Regions from separate parts of the Homo sapiens genome. Here region 2 is linked to region 1. The links are chromatin contacts, found by Hi-C or POLR2A ChIA-PET in ENCODE. All regions are on one chromosome and are shown on one strand. The core of a region is the stretch at or near the end of the contact, and the rest is flanking DNA. Distances in the headings are between cores, read along the strand shown. Region 1 overlaps PFKP (phosphofructokinase, platelet). Region 2 has its middle 53 kb from the start of AKR1E2.

Evidence for each region. Hi-C counts contacts between places; a loop is a spot of excess contacts on that map. ChIA-PET counts read pairs that join two places held with the same protein, here RNA polymerase II (POLR2A).
Region 2: a map of endothelial cell of umbilical vein shows a loop between it and region 1 (4-fold over the local background). The contact joins two enhancer-like sites. A Hi-C loop is called at or near these places in 1 of 168 maps with a recorded cell type or tissue (endothelial cell of umbilical vein). POLR2A ChIA-PET finds 5 or more read pairs at or near these places in 1 of 52 experiments (PC-3).

The regions. Positions count from the first base shown.
Region 1 is chr10:3,087,364-3,093,253 of GRCh38, reverse strand. The region is part of intron 2 of PFKP (phosphofructokinase, platelet); the gene reads right to left. Among named protein-coding and RNA genes, the nearest start is that of PFKP, 23 kb to the right of the region's middle. RefSeq lists enhancers at 1-82, 52-849, 1,704-1,903, 1,384-2,583. Within about 2 kb of position 2,138, at least 20 of the 41 ENCODE cell types and tissues checked have a DNase peak (open chromatin) inside an H3K27ac peak, as active enhancers do; they include PC-3 and endothelial cell of umbilical vein, where a contact is called at or near this core.
Region 2 is chr10:4,769,973-4,776,231 of GRCh38, reverse strand. No RefSeq gene overlaps it. Among named protein-coding and RNA genes, the nearest start is that of AKR1E2, 53 kb to the left of the region's middle. Within about 2 kb of position 4,336, at least 9 of the 41 ENCODE cell types and tissues checked have a DNase peak (open chromatin) inside an H3K27ac peak, as active enhancers do; they include PC-3 and endothelial cell of umbilical vein, where a contact is called at or near this core.

The DNA of each region.
Region 1 (5,890 bases), core at 889-3,388:
GGGAAGGTGGGGGTGACAGTCAGGGATGGGAGGGGTGAGACAGAGATTTAAAAAAAAAAAAATCAGACACAGTCCCAGAAGTCAGGGCCAATGCTGTCACCTGCTCTTTGTCTTGCCAACTAGTTTCCACGGCCAGCCCCTTCCACACATCCCAGGAGCGGGAGCTCAGGCTTCCGTGGTCACCCCCATCCACACATCCCAGGAGTTCAGGCTTCTGTGGCCACCCCCTTCCACACATCCCAGGAGCAGGAGCTCAGGCTTCCATGGCCACCCCCCTACCCCCATCCACACATCCCAGGAGCTCAGGCTTCCGTGGCCACCCCCATCTACACATCCCAGCAGCTCAGGCATCCTCCAGATTAGGAGAGGTCCCCCACACCCCTTTCCTCAGACAGGGGAGCACCAGCACTTCTGGGGAAAAGGTGTTTATTTTGGGTCACAAGTGTGAGATTTCTCACTTTAAAAATTGTAAAAGCAGGAGCTTCATTTTAACCCAAAAGAAATATTTCCTATGGCTAATGAAGAATGAAGGGTTTCTATCAGGAAGGGAAAGGTTTTTTTCCCCCATATTTTTTCAATTTTATTGACACATATAATTTTACATATTTGTGGGGTACATGTGAGTATCTGTTGCATGCACAGAACCTGTAATGACCAAATTAGGGTACTGGGGTGTCTGTCACCCTGGGTATTTTTAACTTCAACCCATTCAGAACATTTCCAGTCCTCTCCCCCAGCTGCTCTGAAATACATTAATATAATACGCTGTTGCTAACACAGCCAGCCTACTCCGCTATCAACACTGGAACCTACTCCTATCTAAGCATATGTTTGCACCCATCCACCTCTCTGCATCCCCTCCTGTCCACACCCCCTTCCCAGCCTCTGCTATCTACATCCTCCTCTCTACCTCCACGAGACCAACTAAAGAAGGGAAGCATGATGCCAATCAATTCATTGATAAGTTAATGGTTTGTTTATTGGTATAGTAAGTCAAGCTGTAATGCTCAGGGCTGAAACAAGGGAAGCTAAGATCACATGCTGATATTTCAAGCTCAGAAGGGTTGGCCAGTCTGGGTGCAGGGACAGGGCTGCTGACCGGGGGCCATGGGGAGATGGAGACCCTCGGGCACCTGAGCTAAGCTTGGGGGCCGGTGGCGGGGGTCAGGTGGCACAGGCTCCATGGCAGCACATCTGGGAAGACCAGAGGCTGGATGCTGATGCTGTACCAACACCCTTTATCCTTTCAACATAAAAAGGCATCACTTATCTGACACCTTTTGAATGTGTTATTTTTAATCATGGAAAAAACTAGCGATAAAATGATCAGAATTATTCCTAGCCTTTCTTTAGGGTGTGGACTATGACAAAGACAGCTCTGATATTGTTTACAAACAGCTGTCTAGAGCAGAACCAAACTTTAAAACAAACAAAAAATTAAGATAAAAGACTTTTTTCTTTTTCTTTTTTGACACAGTCTCGCTCTGTCACCCAGGCTGGAATGCAGTGGCGCAATCTAGGTTCACTGCAACCTCCACCTCCTGAGTTCAAGCCTCAGCCTTCCAAGGATTACACCACGCCCAGCTACCTGTTGTGTTCTTAGTAGAGACGGAGTTTCGTCATGTTGGCCGCGCTGGTCTTTAACTCCTGACCTCAAAGGATCCATCCGCCTCAGCCTCCCAAAGTACTGGGACTACAAGTATGAGCCACGGTGCTCGGCAAGAATCTTAAGTGAGTCATATTTGAAGAGCTATAATAATATGAACAATTTCTGAAATCTGCAGAAGAATATTCAACAACAGGATATGAAATTCATGAATGAAACCAAATGCAAGGAGCCGACTGTTTCCTGCAGACACAGTGGCAGCCCTGGATTAACCAACTGACTCGCCCCAGCTTGGTTTGGACCCACCAGAGCCAGGGTAGTTTACCCTGGGCATGGCCTTTGGGTCAAAGCATCTGATATACTTAGTATCATCATCTCCAAGAAGCTAAAGCCATTTGTAGGCTTCTAAGGAAAAACCTTAGCTTAAGAGAAAAAAGAAAGAAGCAACAATTGGTTCACCAGGTAGAAAGGAATGGGTTAACTGGCAAACCCTCCCCGAGTCTCCCTGGAATGCAGCCCAAGGCTTGGCATGCTTCACACGTAGGCTTGGCCCAGGTTTATAGGAGCTCAAGCAGCGGCCAGACAGCAGAGGTCCCTCGATGAAGGCCAGGCTTTCAGCAGAAACGCCACTGTTCCCAGGTTAATACTTTCTTCACACATGCACTACTGAAGGAAAAAACAAACCCCTTTAATTAATAGTAACCTGTTTAACTGTCCTGGTCTGTTGGTAACCCAGAGAGCTCTAGGTTAGAAACTAGAGTATAGGTGAAAAAAATCTGTTGGATAAATTACTGAGTCATCCTTAAAAAAATAAAACATAATATCCCCTCAATTTGAGCCCAAATAGGTCTAGAACAGCGGTCCCCCAAAAGAGTGATTTTCCCCCCATAGGACGTTCGCCGATGTTGGAGATACTGTAAGGACATCTTTGACTGTCATGACTATGGGGTAGGTGGACACAGGGGTGCTGCTCCGCATCCTGAGAGTCAAAGGACCGCCCACCAAGAATTGCCCACCCCAGATGCCATCGCCCTGACACTCAGAGAGAAGCCCAGCCTGTGGGTATGACGCAGAGACCAGGCCGGGGAGGGGGCTGAGCCTCTTCAGTGCAGAGCCATCTGTGAATAGATGTGTTCAGGTGCAGACCCCGTTTCCCTACCTGGCCACACACCCATGGAGTCAAAGGCATGCGCGTCTCATCCCTGAAAAGCAGTCAAACAGCTCCTCTGCCCCGTTAGTCTCAGACTTTTCCAAGTCCTTTCTACCAGGGAGACAGGAGGGCAAACACCATTTCTACTGCACAGATGAGCACACAGAAATGAAAGGTTGATTTATGCATCCACAGTCACTGCAGTACGTCCTGCAGGCCCACGATGGCTCACCCAAAACCCAGGTCTGAGAGGCAGGCCAGGACTCAGAAGACTTGGGATTTTAAAAAGCAGGTTTTCTAATGGCTTAAAAATATTCCATTGCGTATATACGCCACATTTTATCCACGCACCCACTGATGGCCACTTAGACTGATTCCACATCTTGATACACAATGGAATATTATTCAGCCAATAAAAAAGAATGAATCCTGTCATTCTGAGCAACATGGATGGAACAGGCAGAAATTAGGTGAAATAAGCCAGGCACAGAAAGACAAATACTGCAATCTCTTACTCATACATTTAAGCTTAAATAAAAAATTGATCTCATGAAGACAGAGTTAGGATTGATCTCGTGGAGACAGAGAACAGAATGATGGTTACCAGAGGCTGGGAAAAGTAGAAGGAAGCAGGGGTGTAAAGAAGGATGGTTAATGGGTAAAAAACAGTTTGAGATAGAAGGAATAAAATCCAGGGATGAGTGATACTATGGAGCGACTACAGTTAATAATGTATAATAATGTTTAATAATATATAATAATGTTATACATAATGTATAACATTGTATACGATATGTATAATACATATATAATTCATATTATACATAATGTATAATAATATATACATAATATATATTCAAAATAATATTTCAAAATAACTAAAAGAGTAAAATTGGAGTGTTCCTAACACAAAGAGATGATTGTTCTTGAGGTGATGGATATGCTACTTACCCTGATTTTATCATGATGCATTGCATGCTTGTATGAGACTATGACATGCATAGAACTCCCCCACAAGCCAGCAGCCCCACTGCTGGGCATATACCCCGAGAAAGGGAATCGGCAGAAAGAGACCTCCGCACTCCTACATTCACTCCCCATCACAACAGCCCAGTGTGGAATCAGCGCCCGTCAGCGGATAAATGGACAAAGAAAACGTGGTGCACGCCCACAACACAACACCGTTCACCCATAAAGGAGAAAACCCCATCATTTGTGGCAATGGGGATGAAAGTGCTTTACTGTTAAGTGAAATAAGCCAGGCATATGGGCGTGGTGGTTCATGCTTGTAATCCCGGCACTTTGGGAGGCCCAGGAGGGCAGGATCACCTGAGGTCAGGAGTTTGAGACCAGCCTGGCCAACATGGTGAAACCCCATCTCTACTAAAAATAAAAAAATTTAGCCAGGCGTGGTGGTGGGTGCCTGTAATCCCAGCTACTCAGGAGGCTGAGGCAGGAGAATCGCTTGAACCCGGGAGGCAGAGGTTGCAGTGAGCGAAGACTGGGCCATTGCACTCCAGCCTGGGCAACAGAGCAAAACTCTGTATGGAAAAAGAAATAAGAAATAAGCCAGGCATAAAAAGAGAAACATTGCCTGTTCTCACTCATACGTGGGAGCTAACAGAGTTGATCTCATAGAGACGAGAACTGCAATTATCAGAGGTATGGAAGGGGAGGGGTGGGGAAAAGCAAGGATAAAAGGGAAGAAGACTATATTTCTGAACTCTATGCCCACAAATAGTAAAGATGGTAAATGATATATGCATATTTTACTTCAATAAAATAAATTTTAAAAAAATCACATGTACCCCATAAATAGGTACAACTATTATGTATCCATAATAATTAAAAATAAAAAATGTTTTAAAAAGCAGTGAGTGTTACTGCACCCATACTCTGGGCCCTTGGGAGTGCACGGCATCAAACCCACCCCTGCAAAGAGAGGTGGGAGCCGTCACCTCGGCTGGGTGACGGGATCACCCCCAGGCAACGCGCTCCAGGTCAGCCGGGGCTTTGCTGCCCAGTTAGGAAAACACTCACAGATTTTAGTGTGTTTTCTATCTTAGAATTAAAGACTTGGAACCACCCCAAATGCCCATCAGTGATAGACTGGATTAAGAAAATGTGGCACATATACACCATGGAATACCATGCAGCCATTAAAAAAGGATGAGTTCATGTCCTTTGTAGGGACATGGATGAAGCTGGAAACCATTATTCTCAGCAAACTATCGCAAGGACAAAAAACCAAACACCACATGTTCTCACTCATAGGTGGGAATTGAACAATGAGAACACATGGACACAGGAAGGGGAACATCACACACCGGGGCCTGTTGTGGGGTGGGGGGAGGGGGGAGGGATAGCATTAGGAGATATACCTAATGTAAATGACGAGTTAATGGGTGCAGCAAACCAACATGGCACATGTATACATAGGTAACAAACCTGCACGTTGTGCACATGTACCCTAGAACTTAAAGTATAATGTAAAAAAAAAAAAAAAAAAAAAAGAATGAAAGATACAGGATTTTTATATCTGTAACAGCAAAATGATGATACCATAAATGGATTCAACATTTATTGCTACAGCTGGTTATAGAACCCACCACTCATACAAAGTCCTGGCGGTCTGAGGGTCCATGAGAATTTATGTTCCCAAGACGCCCAGAGGTAGGTGCCTGGGCTACACTGGAGGAAGGTGAAGAAATGGACCCGTTCACTAGGATTTCCCACCTTCTGGGGCAGGTGGGGAGGGTGCCAGAGAGGAAATTTGGGCTCAAATGAGCTGATCCCCAGGCTGCTCCTATCTTCCTCAGTAAGATAATTCCAAAAGCCTGATCATTCTTTGTGCCAAAATTCATAAACAGTCCATTCAGCTCTGCTCCTAGACAGCTTCGAAGGTGCCACTTACTATAAAAGTTATCATAAAAATTAGAATTCCCCCAAAACACCATTTGCACACAAGGATTTATTTTGGCCACATCTCAGCAGAAGAATTGCAGAAATTCCGTGAATTTCCCTAAAGGAAATGAGATCTCAGAGTCAGAACCCCTCCTTCCCCACCGAGGGCAGGGGCAGGAAGAGGCGCTGTCCCCGCCAGACAAGGTTGTCCAGACCTCGTCCAGACAGCA
Region 2 (6,259 bases), core at 3,087-5,586, 1.7 Mb before region 1:
CCTCTTTCTGACCATGTCTTATCTTTTTACAACCTCTATAGTTTTGCCCTTTCCAGAATGTCATAGAAATGGAATGGCACACTATGCAGTCTTTTCAGACTGGCACCTTTCACTTGGCAAGAAGCACTGAAGATTCACCCATGTCTGTGTAAGGCTCTGTGACTCATTCCTTTTTATTGTTGAGAAGTATTCCATGGTGAACCACAGTCTGTGTATCCATTCAAGTACTGAAGGACGTATTGGTTAATTTCTGTCTTGGGAAATTATGAATAAAGCTGCCATACATACTTGCTTGCAGGGTTTGGTCTAAACATACTTTTCAGATCAGTTGTGTCAATACTTAGGGGCATGACTACTGGGTCATATGGAAGACTATGATTAGTTTTATAAGAAACTGCTTAACTGTCTTCCAGTGTCTGCGACATTTTGTAGTCACCAACAATGAGCAAGAGTTCTGCCGGCTCTGCTTTCCTGCCAGGCATTGCTATTTTGGTGGGTTTAAGAATAACAATAGATGTGTAGTGAGTTTTGCCACTAGTTTAATTTATATTTCCACAATGACATATAATATTGAGCATCTTCGTCTTTTCGTGTGATACTTTTACCCTTGCTGAGGTATTCGTTCAAATTTGCCCATTTCTTTTCTTTTTTCTTTTTTCTTTTAACAGACTCTTGCTCTGTCGCCCAGGCTGGAGTGCAGTGGTGTGATCTCAGCTCACTCCAACCTCGACCTCCCTGGTTCAAGCAATTCCCCTGCCTCAGCCGCCTGAGTAGCTGGGATTACAGGAGCATGCCACCATGCCTGGCTAATTATTTATTTATTTATTTATTTATTTATTTTTAGTAGAGACGGGGTTTCACCATGTTGGCCAGACTGGTCTCAAACTCCTGACCTCAGGCAATCCATCCGCCTCGACTTCCCCAAATGCTGGGATTACAGGCATGAGCCACCATGCCCAGCCCCATTTCTTAATTGAGGCATTAGTTTTCTTATTGTTGAATTTTAAGAGTGTCGTATATATTAGAGTCAAGTGTTTTTATCACATATGTGTTTTGCAAATAGTTACTCATTTTCTTGGGCTTCCATTTTTATTCTGTTAAATGCCATTTGCAGAGCAGACATTTTTAATTTTAATAATGCCTGACCTATGAATCTTTTTTTGAGTGTGAATGGATCATGCTTTTGGAGCTGTATTTAGAAACTTTTATCAAACAGAAGGTCAGGTAGATTTTCTGCATTTTCTTTCAGAAGTTTTGCACCTTTGTATTTTACATTTATGTTTATGCATCATTTTGAGTTAATTGGTATTTTAATTTTTTATTTCCATAGGTTATTGGAGAACAGGTGGTATTTGATTACATCAGTTTTTTAGTGGTTATTTGTGAGATTTTGGTGCACCCATCACCCAAGCAGTATACACTTCACCCAATTTGCAGTTTTTTATCCCTCACTTCCTTCTCATCCTTTTCCCCTGAGTCCTCAAAGTCCATTATGTCATTCTTATGCTTTTATATCCCATTTTGAGTTAATTTTTGTGAAAATTGTACAGTCTGTGTCTAGGTTTTTTTTTTTGGAAATAGGTGTGCAACCGTTCCAACATAATTTGTTTAAAAAGCCTGTGTCTTCATTGAATTACCTTTAGGCCAACATAAAGAATTAAGTGAATGTGTTTGGATCTATTGCTTGGCTTCATATTCTGTTCATTGATGAATGTGTTTATTCTGTTTTTGAAACCACGCTGTCTTGATTACAATAAACTTTATAGCGAATCTTGAAATTGGATGATTTGAATCTTCTAACTTCATTCTTCTTCATTAGAGGACAATTCTAGATTTTTTGCATTTCTTCATACTTTTGAATCAGGCTGGTGATATCTAACAAATAACTTGCTGGGATTTTGAACATGAAATATTTCTTCATTTATTTAAATGTCATTTGATTTCTTTCATCAATTTTGTAGTTTTCCACATGTAGATACTTAAATATTTTGTTAGATTTGTTCTAACAAAAGAGTTCATTCTTTTGGTGCAATAGTAAATTGTATTCCTTTTTTACATTTTACATTCCAATTGTTTACTCCTAGTATACAAAATAATTATATATGTTAATATTGTTCCCTGTGACCGTGATATACTCATTTGTTACTTATATATATATATTTTTTAAATCTACAGAGTCATTCATGTGACAGTTTTATGTCTTCCTTTCCCATTTGTATATTTTCAATTACACTTTTTTGTCTTTTTGTGCTAGTTAGCATTTTGGGCATGATGTCAAGTGAAATCGTATGGGAGGACATCCTTGCCATTTCTAATCTTAAGGGAAAGTCATTAAGTTTCTCACCATTAGGTATGATATTAGCTGTAGGTTTTTGGTAGATATCTTCTTATCAAGTTGAAAAGGTTCCCCTCTATTCCTAGTTTGCTGAGAATTTTTATTTTGAATGGTTGTGAGGTTCGTCAAATGTTTTTTCTGCATCTATTGATATGAGCATATGATTTTTCTTCTTAGCTTGTTGTCATGATGGATGACATTGATTGATATTTGAATGTTGAATCATTCTTTTGTATACTTTACTTCAGGTATGAAATGATCCCACTTGGTTGTAGTGTATTTCAAAAAATACATTGTTGGCTTTGACTCACTAATATTCTGTTGAGCTATAATTATAAGACATGTTGGAGTCTAGTTTATTCTTCTGTAATGATTTTAATCTGGCTTTGGTGTTAAAGTAATTCTGGCCTCATAAAAGGTACTGGGAAGTATTCCTTCTGCTTCCATTTTCTGCAGTGAAGTTTATAAAGTTTAACCTAATTCTCCTGGTTTTAATGCCTAAGCATCACCCACCACTGTGCCTCACATGTCCCAGTGTATAATCTCTCTGAATCAATTTCTTTCTGTGTTGGGGAGGTATGGTTACTAGTCTCAGATTAATGGCTACAAATATACAGTTTGATAAAATAAATAAGACTGATAGATTAGTAGGCTGATTATAGTCTACAATAATTATTGTATATTTCAAAATATCTAGAAAAGAATAATTTAAATATTTCTAGCATAAAGAAAAGACAAATATTCAAGGTGATAGGCATCTTAATTGCGCTGCTTTTATCTTTATTGATTACGTGAATGCAATAAATTATCACATGTATCCTGAAAGTGTGTACATCTATTATACATCAATTAGAAAACATTTAAAAACTCAGAGAAGGAATCCTGGATGCCCGATCACTATTTATTCCACCTGTCAATTGGCCCTCCTGGTTTTGAACCCCATCTGATCACTGCATTTGCAAAACTCAGAACCTCTCGTTTTTTATCTTTCCCCATTCTTCAGTGAAAAATTCTCTTAGGATTCAGCTTCCTTTGTTCCGCTAAGTCGGTTTCCACCATCCCGCCCAAATATTTGTTAATGTATCTCATCCACTGCAGCCTCTCCTTTCAGTCACCTGTCTGTGAATTTATACTTCTTCTCTATAATTTCCTTAGGATTTGTGGAAGGAGCAGACATAGGCGAGCATGTGTCTAATCTACTACCTTTACCCAGAGTTTCTATAATTTATTTGCTTAGAAATGTTATGAAGCTTTTACAAAATCATATGACATCCATAATGCATTATTTAATAGAGCAGAACCTTACATTTTATGAGTTTATCGTTCACGCAAAAGTAATAGAAATCTGAAGGAGACTTGAAAGGCTTGAGGCTGAAAAACATCTAATTTATGGAATTTGAGAATTGTAGCATCTCTGGGGTAGAGTTGGGTGTTTCTCTTTGTGGCAGATCTTCTCCTTACTCTGGAATAAAATGATTTGATGAGTAAGTATAGTTTCATACACATGGTGAAGTTTCAGTATAAACTCATGCAGGATTGAGGTTGGAGCCTAGTCATTATTCTTGGTACAAAGGATTAACCCAAACGCAGTTTCTTCATTCAGAGCTACTGTACATTTATTTAGAAATGGAAATTGGGTATATAAACAAGGCAGCATCTTTGTACAATAGAGCATTTTACCCCTAATTTTAGATTTGAATTATTCAATGAAGAAACATGAGGCATATGCTTCCGGGAATGTGGAGGTACATGATCTCCACTCAATGCTCTGAAGAACATTCCATGGCAAGGACGTGGCTTGACTAACATGTCCAACTAACGATGCGCTCTTCTTTAGAAGGTTGTTTAAGAGTGGATAAATATGACTTTGGGGAAAATGGAATATTTCATTTGTGGTTTTTGGTGACCAAACCATTTCTGAGTTTCCGCTTTCCTCTTAAGTAAATAGCTATGTTTATTGTCAATTAATGTGGAGCAGGAAAGAAGACAGCACCCAGATTTCTGCCATTGTTTTGAGAAAGGATATTGGCAGGTTTTCCCAAGCCATCTCCTCCAACCCTCCTTGACACCCTTTGTCCTGGGATCTGGCTCAGTGGACACAGTTATGGGGGGTGGCACATATTCTCAGAGGATAGGAAGTTTATGGGGAAGAAGGGGAATGAAACCCACATCCAGAGACAGAATTATCTGAAACTTTAACATTCAGGGACTCTTGTTTGATAAATCCCTGCAAAATCCTGGGAGAGGCTTCCTCCTTGGCAATATGTTTCATAAGTCATGTTTTATAAATGGCTGCTTTTTATAGAAATTTATTTAATGAAGTAGAATCAGATTTTCTTCTGATTCAAAACCCCAGGAATGGATGAGTCATATGCCCATTTCCTACTCTAACTGCTCTCCTTTCTCCGCTGGAACTTTCTCAGCCAAAAGCATCATTTGGAAGAAGCAAAAACAATCTTATCTAAATGGATGTGTGCAGAGAGGACTTTGTATTTACAAATAATTTGTTTTATTTTCTGCTTCCTGTAGATGGAGCTAAATCCTTAAGCATATGTTTACATGTGATGGAATTCCCAGGAAGGAGATCTTTGAAAGACAATAATAATATCTGCTGCTGAAGGCTTTTAATTCTTTGGACAATAAGTGGTGCTACACTGGGCACAATTTGGTGCTAAAGAAAGAAAGTTATTTGTAGGCAGAATCCTGTACCTGCCTCCTAGTCTCTGCAGAGAACAGAGAGTTTGTTGTTGAATAGAAATGGCCAGCAGTGTTACTATTGCTGTATTTTGTATTTTATCTAAGGTCATATTCAACTTCTTTTTTTTCTCATAAAAAATTAAACTGTTAAACTGCCCATTATCCATTGTCCTTTTACACGGGTGTTTCCTGGTCTTGTCTGTTGCTCAATGTGATTGAATGACCATGTATGACAAATAGTAATGAGCTCATAGTATTTCCCTTAGTCAGTTAATAAACAGTGCATATCTTTGGAAGAAGAGACACACTTTATTACTTCCCCATATGGTTTCAAAGGGATGTGAGAGCACAATGAGTCAGGCCAACAGGAAAACTTAAAAAAAGAAACGGAAAAAAAAGTTTTTAAAGAATCTTATTGTGTTTCTCCCAAGTTGCTCATAGCAACTTGTTTATTAATTCTAGAAATAGGCAAAGAAATTTTATACCTTAATAAGAAAAGAAAAAGACAATATTTTAGGGAGTTTAAATAATATTTATATGGAAAACAATTTTATTAAGTGAATTCACATATGTCTTAAGTGCTTTTTAGTGTATCCAAGACAGCATTAGATACATGTTACTTCTTAAAAAAATAAATGACCCCTCAAAAAGTTTTTAAGACATTTTTCTATTTTTTTCCAATCAGCTTCCATTTTTGTAACTAGTATACTAATTCACGGCAAAGTAAAAACAAACCAATTATAACATAAAATATTACTTTGAGATATTTTGATTATTTTTAAACGTCATAATTATTTGAAATCAGAAAGCAAAAAATGCTGGAATCAAAGTTAATTTCAGCCTCCAAATGTTTAAACTGTGTATTAAAACCTCTCTCATCTTATGTAAATTTTAATTCTTTAAAGTTGTGACATTTTCAAAAATCAAATATATATTTTATTTGGATTAATACATAATCTTGCAGAATGAGTTTATTATAATTTTATTCATATATGAGCTTTAAATTTATATCCCAAATAATTCTCAGAAACATTGGAGTACTCAGTTTTGTAGGTTGGTTAGCATTTTGATGTATCATTTACTATTAGTTTTTAGAGGTTAGAGCATCAATGAAAAGAAATATTGGTAATATAGAGGCAAGTTCTGAAATCTGTGGTTTCCAAGTCAACATTCAGGATTATTCTTTTAAAAAAATATAATTAAATTTTCTCAAAGTTACATTTACTA